Linked DNA regions of Homo sapiens: region 1 is linked to region 2. The links are chromatin contacts, found by Hi-C or POLR2A ChIA-PET in ENCODE. All regions are on one chromosome and are shown on one strand. The core of a region is the stretch at or near the end of the contact, and the rest is flanking DNA. Distances in the headings are between cores, read along the strand shown.

Region 1 (3,935 bases), core at 695-3,194, 49 kb before region 2:
GCAAAAACTTTTTCCAAATAATGTAACATTCACAGGTTCTGGGAATTAGGATGCAAACATATTTTTTTGGGGGGCCACTGTCCAGCCCACTACACTCAGTGAATGCTACCCATGATGATGATGATGATGACCATGATGCCACTGCCAATACCAACACAAAGCAGTAAAAAGTACGGGCGAGTCTAGCAGGAGTGTAGGGCATGGACAGCAGTGGCACCACAGAGGAGCCTAGGCTCTGGCCTTGTGTCCAGAATTGGTGGGTTCTTGGTCTCACTGACTTCAAGAATGAAGCCGCGGACCCTCATGGTGAGTGTTACAGTTCTTAAAGTTGGCATGTCCTGAGTTTGTTCCTTCTGACGTTCGGATGCATTCGGAGTTTCTTCCTTCTGGTGGGTTCGTGGTGTCGCTGGCTCAGGAGTGAAGCTGCAGACCTTCGCGGTGAGTGTTACAGCTCTTAAGGCGGCGCGTCTGGAGTTGTTCGTTCCTCCCGGTGGGCTCGTGGTCTCGCTGGCTTCAGGAGTGAAGCTGCAGACCTTCGCGGTGAGTGTTACAGCTCATAAAGGCAGTGTGGACCCAAAGAGTGAGCAGTAGCAAGATTTATTGCACAGAGCGAAAGAACAAAGCTCCCGTAGAGTGGAAGGGGGCCCGAACAGGTTGCCACTGCTGGCTGGGGCAGCCTGCTTTTATTCTCTTACCTGGCGCCACCTGCTTTTATTCTCTTATCTGGCGCCACCTGCTTTTATTCTCTTATCTGGCGCCACCTGCTTTTATTCTCTTATCTGGCGCCACCTGCTTTTATTCTCTTATCTGGCGCCACCTGCTTTTATTCTCTTATCTGGCCCCTGCTGATTGGTAGAGCCCAGTGGTCTGTTTTGACAGGGCACTGATTGGAGCATTTACAATCCCTGAGCTAGACACAAAGGTTCTCCATGTCCCCATCAGATTAGCTAGATACAGAGTGTTGACACAAAGGTTCTCCAAGGCCCCACCAGAGTACTAGATAGGGAATGTGGATTGGTGCATTCACAAACCCTGAGCTAGACACAGGGTGCTGATTGGTGTGTTTACAAACCTTGAGCTAGATACAGAGTGCTGATTGGTGTATTTAGAATCCCTTAGCTAGACATAAAGGTTCTCCACGTCCCCACCAGACTCAGGAGCCCAGCTGGCTTCACCCAGTGGATCCCACACCAGGGCTGCAGGTGGAGCTGCCTGCCAGTCCTGTGCCCTGCACCCGCATTCCTCAGCCCTTGGGTGGTCGATGGGACTGGGCGCAGTGGAGCACGGGGTGGCGCTCATTGGGGAGGCTCGGGTGGCACAGGAGCCCACGGAGTGGAGGGGAGGCTCAGGCATGGCGGGCTGCAGGTCCCGAGCCCTGCTCGCGGGAAGGCAGCTAAGGCCCGGCGAGAAATTGAGCACAGCAGCTGCTGGCCCAGGTGCTAAGCTTCTCACTGCCCGGGGCCGGTGGGGCCGGCCGGGCGAGTGCGGGGTCCGCGGAGCCTACGCCCACTCGGAACTTGCGCTGGCCCGCAAGCACCGGGCGCGGCCCCGGTTCCCGCCCGCGCCTCTCCCTCCAAACCTCCCTGAAAGCTGAGGGAGCTAGCTCCGGCCTTGGCCAGCCCAGAAAGGGGCTCCCACAGTGTAGCGGCGGGCTGAAGGGCTCCTCAAGTGCCGCCAAAGTGGGAGCCCAGGCAGAGGAGGTGCCGAGAGCGAGCGAGGGCTGTGAGGGCTGCCAGCAGGCTGTCACCTCTCAGCCTGACTCATTTTCCAACCCTTCCCTTGCCTTCTGGACAGTCCCCTGCTTCCCTAGCTCTGACATCCTCATGACCTTCTGTCTCCAGCATTGTCAGGCCCTTGGACCAGCTCACGGCAGCCAGGACACAGAGGCATTGTGCCATTCCTAGGCCAGCTGAGGGACGTGGACAGTGTGAGGGCTCAAGCATGATGATATTTCCAACAGGCCTTCTTGTACATGCAGGGCAGGCCAGGGCCCGTTGCCAGCACCTGAGAGGAGCTGTGATGCAGCTCATGATCCAGTGATCGCATCCAACTGGCTGCCGGCTGCTGTCCAGGCCTCCGGGAGGACCCGCAGCCTCTGTCCGGGTCAGGGGAATCGGCGTCTTTCCCAGACCACCATGAGGGCCGGCGTTCCTGCTCAGCTGTGAATGCTGCTGTTGTTATGGCTGCTGCTTGGCTTAGGTTAAGCGGCTTGTTTGTTTTCTAACTTCAGGCTGGGAAGAGGGAGCGTTTGGATCTGGCAAGGACCTTGGTGTGCAAAGTGAAGTCCCTGATTGGAAGGACGCAGCCTGGCAGGGGCCTGCTGCGCTGCTCATGATTGGATGTGAGGTTTCTGGGGCCTCTGCAAGCTCGGAGCTAAGAGTGGTGAAGAGTCTGGGTGTGGGGGTGGGAGGACAGGGAAAAGAGGACAGTCTGGGGGTGGGGGCAGGAGGATAGTGGGAAAGCACTTTTTTTTTTTTTTTTTTTGAGACGGAGTCTCACTCTGTTGCCCAGGCTGAAGTGCAGTGGTACGATCTCGGCTCACTGCAACCTCCGCCTCCCGGATTTAAGCGATTCTTCGGTCTCAGCCTCCTGAGTAGCTGGGACTACAGGTGTGCACCACCACACCAGGCTAATTTCTGTATTTTTAGTAAAGACGGGGTGTCATCATATTGGCCAGGCTGGTCCGGAACTCCTGACCTCGTGATCTGCCCACCTCGGCCTTCCAAAGTGCTGGGATTATAGGCGTGAGCTACCGCGCCTGGCCGAAAAGCACTTTTTTTTTTCTGTCTCCTTCAGTGATGAAGCTTTGGGGCTGTACAGTCTCCTGTCATCCCCAGCAGGGAGCTCAGAGTCAAGCCCAAAGTGTCTGTGTGCACTCGTGGCTTCCAGAGATCAGCTTGAAGCCAGGAGTTACTTTGTTAGCAAAGTTTAGATGTAACTGGGAGGAAATTGCTCTCCAGTTCGCTGGCATATTCCCCATATGTAGTTAATGAAGGGACCGTCAGTCTCTATTCAGGAGCTGGGAGACTTGGATTCTAGTGCCAGCTCTGCCCTTATGGTCAGAAAACTTTGAGGAAGTTGCTTAAATGCTGAATTTCAGATTTCTCACCTGGAAAATGAGACATGAGAGAACTAACTCCTTCCTGCTTCCCAGGCTGAGGAGGAGCAAAAGGGATTTCATATGTCAAAGCCCTTTTTGAAATGGATCATCATTAACTGCGTCATAACTGCCCAGGATTGAATATTGTTTTTAAAGACAATGGTAGAATGTACGCCACTCCTAAATAAAATGCTTCGTAATCATGTTAGCATTTAGAATGTCAGGAACAAAACAGTGCTTGTAGGCCGGGTGCGGTGGCAATCCCAGCACTTTGGGAGGCCATGGTGGGCAGATCACTTGAGGCCAGGAGTTCCAAGACCAGCCTGGCCAACATGGTGAAACCCCATCTCTACTAAAAATACAAAAATTAGCCGGGCGTGGTGGCCAGTGCCTGTAATCCCAGCTACTTGGGAGGCTGAGGTGGGAGAATCATTTGAACCCAAGAGGCGGAGGTTGCAGTGAGCCAAGATTGCGTCACTGTACTGTAGCCTGGGCAACAGAGTGAGACTCCATCTCAAAAAACAAACAAAAAAACAAAAAACAATGCTTGCAGAATGTTAAAAGCTGGAAACAACCACAGGTTTGGCTGTCTTCAGCCATAGGGTGTCTTGGCTTTACATGAGCTCTTTGTGGGTAGTGATTGTATCTCTACATTTTCTCGTGTTTTTGAATCCACACTACCTGGTGTGTAGGAGATGCTTCACGAGATGCTGAAGCCTCAGCACCTGTGAGGAAGGAGGCCTTGGAGAGGAAATGGGACTGGGCACTCCAGGTATGCACTGTGGCTGCGTCTTTCCCCAAACACACTCTGTCCTTCCAGTCCCTATACAGGCTG
Region 2 (4,383 bases), core at 1,579-4,078:
AGATTTTTTTTTTTTTCAGACACAGTCTTGCTCTGTCGCTCAGGCTGGAGTGCAGTGGCACCATCTCCGCTCACTGCAACCTCCGCTTCCTGGGTTGAAGCAATTCTCCTGCCTCAGCCTCCTGAGTAGCTGGGACTACAGGTGTGTGCCACCATACCTGACTAATTTTTGTATTTTTAGTAGTGATGGGGTTTCACCATGTTGGCCAGGCTGGTCTTGAACTCCTGACCTCAAGTGATCCACCCACCTTGGCCTCCCAATGTGCTGGGATTACAGGCGTGAGCCACCACACCGGGCCAAATATGCACAATTTTAATGTAAGTGGCTACTGCCTTTTTTGGAAGGCATGTGTGCAATATGTGCAAAGAGTCTCAAAATGCATGCCCTGTCAACACATGATTCGTTGTCTTTAAATACATCCTGCAGAACTAATAGGAAATAAAGACAATTTTTTATTCATCAGAGCATCATTTATGGTAGCAAAAAAAAATGGGCCATAACCTAAATTCTCAACAATAGAATTAGCAGAATAAATTATGTTGATCCATTTGTTGTAGTATTATATAGTTATTAAAATGTCAGTCTTTGAAGAATGATAATTATATGATAAAATGTTTAAGATAAAAGAAGGGAAGATATGAGGAGACTTCAAAAAGTTAGCAGAAAATGGGATTAAAAGATAAAAATAAAAAAAAGATAAACTTTATTTCCCAACAGGAACTCCATCAAATTCAAGACACTATTGTAAGCCATGATACCAGCCATTTAATTCCTCCCTAAAGAGCTGAAGGTCTTGGATATTTAACCATGTCACAGCTTTTCAGTGTATTATCAAATGAAGAAACATGGATGCCCTCTAAAGGTATTTTTAAGATTAGGAAACAAGAAGTCAGAAGGAGCCAAATCAGAACTGTAGGGTGGATGCCTAATGATTTTCCATTGAAACTCTCACAAAATTGCCCTTCTTTGATGAGAGGAAAGAAGAGGAGCATTATTGTGGTGATGAAGGACTCTGGTGAAGCTTTCCTGGGTGGTTTTGTGCTAAAGCTTTGGCCAACTTTCTCAAAATACTCTCATAGTAAGCAGATGTTATTGTTCTTTGGCCTTTCAGAAAGTTAACAAACAAATGCCTGGAACATCCCAAAAATCTGTTCCCATCTTTTCTCTTGACCCATCTGCTTTTGCTTTGGCTGGACCACTTCCACCTCTCGGTAGCCATTGCTTTGATTGTGCTTTGTCTTCAGGATTGTACTGGTAAAGCCATGTTTCTTCTCCTGTTGCGATTCTTCAAAGAAATGCTTCAGGATCTTGATCCTACATGTGTAAAATTTCCATTGAAAATTCTGCTGTTGGCTGGGTGCGGTGGCTCAAGCCTGTAATCCCAGCACTTTGGGAGGCCGAGGCGGGCAGATCACAAGGTTAGGAGATCGAGACCATCCTGGCTAACATGGTGAAACCCCATCTCTACTAAAAATCAAAAAAAAAAAATTAGCTGGGCATGGTGGCAGGCGCCTGTAGTCCCAGCTACTCAGGAGGCTGAGGCATGAGAATGGCGTGAACCCGGGAGGCGGAGCTTGCAGTGAGCCGAGATCTTGCCACTGCACTCCAGCCTGGGTGACAGAGCAAGACTCCGTCTCAAAAAAAAAAAAAAAAAAAAAAAAAAAAAAAAAATCTGCTGTTGTCTGCAGCTGACCTGGGCTTAAGGGTTTTGGTACCCACTGACTGGAGAGTTTGCTCAACTTTAATTTTTCAGTCAGAGCTGTATAAGCTGAACCAATTGAGAAGTCTATGATCTTGGCTATTGTTTGTGGTGTTAACTCTTGGTCCTCTTCAATTAGGGCAAGAACAAGATGAATTTTTTCCCTTGCAAATTGGTGTGCATGGTTCACCACTGCAGGCTTCATCTTCAGCATTGTTTCATCCCTTCTTAAAAATGAGTTATCTATTTGTAAACTGCTCATTTCTTTGGGGCATTGTCCTCGTAAACTTTTGTAAAGCATCAATGATTTCACCATTCTTCCACTCAAGCTTTACCATGAATTAGATGTTTGTTCTTATTTCAACTTTAGCAGAACTCATGTTTCTAACAGGGTTTTTCAAACTGATGTCTTATCCTTCTTAGTGCCTCAAACTACATCCTGTTCAGACATGTTTTAACATGCTAGTAGAAGTCTATTTGGGGGCAAAAAATTGTTTGAAATCCATGCATAATTTTTAATAATATACATCTCCCATGTACTTTTTGAAGACCCCTTGTACAAGCTTTAAAATTGCACTTATAGTCAGATCTTGTACAATAGTGTGTACACACACACACACACACACACACACACTTCAGAAAAAGATTGAAGAAATAACTCAAAATTGTGGTGGTTTCTGGTTGGTGAGATTGTGGGTGACTTTATTTTCTTTATGCATTTCTCTATTTCCCCCAATTTTTGGCAATGAAAATTGATTCAGTTTAAAGCCAAGATTTTTTTTTTTTTTTAAAAAGGCTCCTCCCAGAATTTTTTTTTAGACGTTTGTTACTTGTGCATCCATAGCTCCATGGTGAATTAGAACCTGAAGCCTGCAAGATCACAGCAGGTCTGAGTTCTAGTCTGTGCAATAAACAAGGGACTGGACTCTAGTAAAATACAAGTAAAAGCTGAACTTGGAGTCAGAATACCAGAGTTCTCATCCAAACTTCCCTCTCTTACTAGCTGAGAGCCTTGGGGAAACCATTATGTACTCTGAGTTCCTCTCATTGCCAAGTCTCTTGGAAGAGGAATGGACCCACCACTGCCAGTTCTAGGCAAAACTGTGAAGCAGCCAAACACTTGTGCCTTTGCTTCTGTCTTGGTGTTTGTTCTCCCTGCACAGGGCTCCCCAACCCCCCCGTGCATACTCTCATGCTGCCTGCAACTCTCTCCTACTGAAAACTGCTCTTTGGAAAGAATCTGGTTCATTCCTTCAAACACATATTCATAAGTACAAGGTGCATTGACTAGTGAAATCTTAACCCAGGACCCTGCCTAGAGATGGCTTCATTTTCTAGGGAAAAGGAAACAACCTGTAAATCAAAGGGCAGCCTTTCCTCCAGAAAACTGCATAGTGGAGGTCTCTGACCAATGTGGTGGAACTAAAGTCCAGCCTTGATTGCTTCCCCACTTTGGGGACTTTGAATTGAGGCCCTCTTCTTATGAATAGGTACAGGAAAGTCAATTATCTTTTCTAAATGGGACTTAACCCTGTCATTGCAGTCTTCTATTACATTAGTCTTCTAATCCTTCATGGATTCTGTAGCCACACATAAGAAGTCATCCTACTTTCTTCACGGGGTTATTGCGAAAAGTGAAACAACACAGGTGAAATAATTCTTGGCAAAGTGTAAGGTAAAGGTTGCCTCTTGGAAGCACGTGGGCTGAGCTTGATGTGGATGGTTTTGTTGAGTTTGCACAGTGGTTACTTTTTATTTTTTATTAAAGACTGAAATGGTTGTAAATATTTGAAAATTAAGAGATATTATGTTTGAAAGTGTGACTTTTTTTTTTTTTTTTCATTTCCCCGGGCCCTGACATTCTGGCATGGCTCTAATCTGTTGGAGCCCAGTTGGAGCCCATCACTATTAGGGGAACCCAACCCTCAGCAACCCCCTCCCCCAACTCCCCCCCTCCCCACCCCATTCCCCCACCACTGTTTCTACCCCAGGGGATGGTGGTCTTGAACAGCTGAGGCTGTGGATTCAGAGCTTCCTGCCCTGAGTCTCTGCTCTAGCATTTGCTGGTTGTTTGACTTTGGCCAACCTAGTAAACTTGCAGAGCCATAACTTGCTAGGGCCTCTGTTTCTTCATCTGTAAAGTGGAATAATATTCGTGTCTTCCCAGAGGACTGTAGCAAGGACTAGGAAAAATGCTTGTGATACACTTAGAACAAGCCCTGGTACACAAAGGGCTTTGATCAGTTACCTGCTTGGTCTCTAAAAGCATTTGGCTTACCAACTACTGCTGGAAGATGTGAATTAAATGAAGATTATTGTTTCTTCTGTTTGTCAACCTAGTACTTTTTCTGCTATGTGTTATTTGGTAGTGCTAGATAGAAAATTGAGCTTCTAAGTGAATTCAGAAACTTTTCCAAATATTCTTTCTGATTAGCCAGTCCATCTTCACCTTTGGAGGATGTTATATGAATAGCATTAGTACTCTTTTCCCCTGCTGAATTCTGCCATACATACATTGATTTTGACCTACTCTGAATCTCTTTAGTGTTGAGTATGTCATGTATTTTCATATTAGGTTATATTCTTTTTTCTTTTTTTTTTTTTTGATACAGGGTCTTACTCTGCTGCCCAGGCTGGAGTGCAGTGGCACAATCATGGCTCACTGAAGCCTCAACCTTCCCGGG

What was found. A loop is a pair of places that touch in the nucleus more often than their neighbours do. ChIA-PET counts read pairs that join two places held with the same protein, here RNA polymerase II (POLR2A). Pooled maps may share reads with other maps.
Region 1: a loop to region 2 is called in a map of posterior cingulate gyrus, with 18 times the contacts of the local background. The contact joins two enhancer-like sites. A Hi-C loop is called at or near these places in 5 of 168 maps with a recorded cell type or tissue (breast epithelium, cardiac septum, colonic mucosa and 2 more) and 1 of 50 pooled maps. POLR2A ChIA-PET finds 5 or more read pairs at or near these places in 3 of 52 experiments (RWPE1, activated CD8-positive, alpha-beta T cell and activated naive CD4-positive, alpha-beta T cell).

The regions. Positions count from the first base shown.
Region 1 is chr5:31,690,776-31,694,710 of GRCh38, forward strand. All of the region lies in intron 1 of PDZD2 (PDZ domain containing 2), which reads left to right. Among named protein-coding and RNA genes, the nearest start is that of PDZD2, 54 kb to the left of the region's middle. Within about 2 kb of position 1,945, at least 5 of the 41 ENCODE cell types and tissues checked have a DNase peak (open chromatin) inside an H3K27ac peak, as active enhancers do.
Region 2 is chr5:31,738,888-31,743,270 of GRCh38, forward strand. All of the region lies in intron 1 of PDZD2 (PDZ domain containing 2), which reads left to right. Among named protein-coding and RNA genes, the nearest start is that of PDZD2, 100 kb to the left of the region's middle. Within about 2 kb of position 2,829, at least 2 of the 41 ENCODE cell types and tissues checked have a DNase peak (open chromatin) inside an H3K27ac peak, as active enhancers do.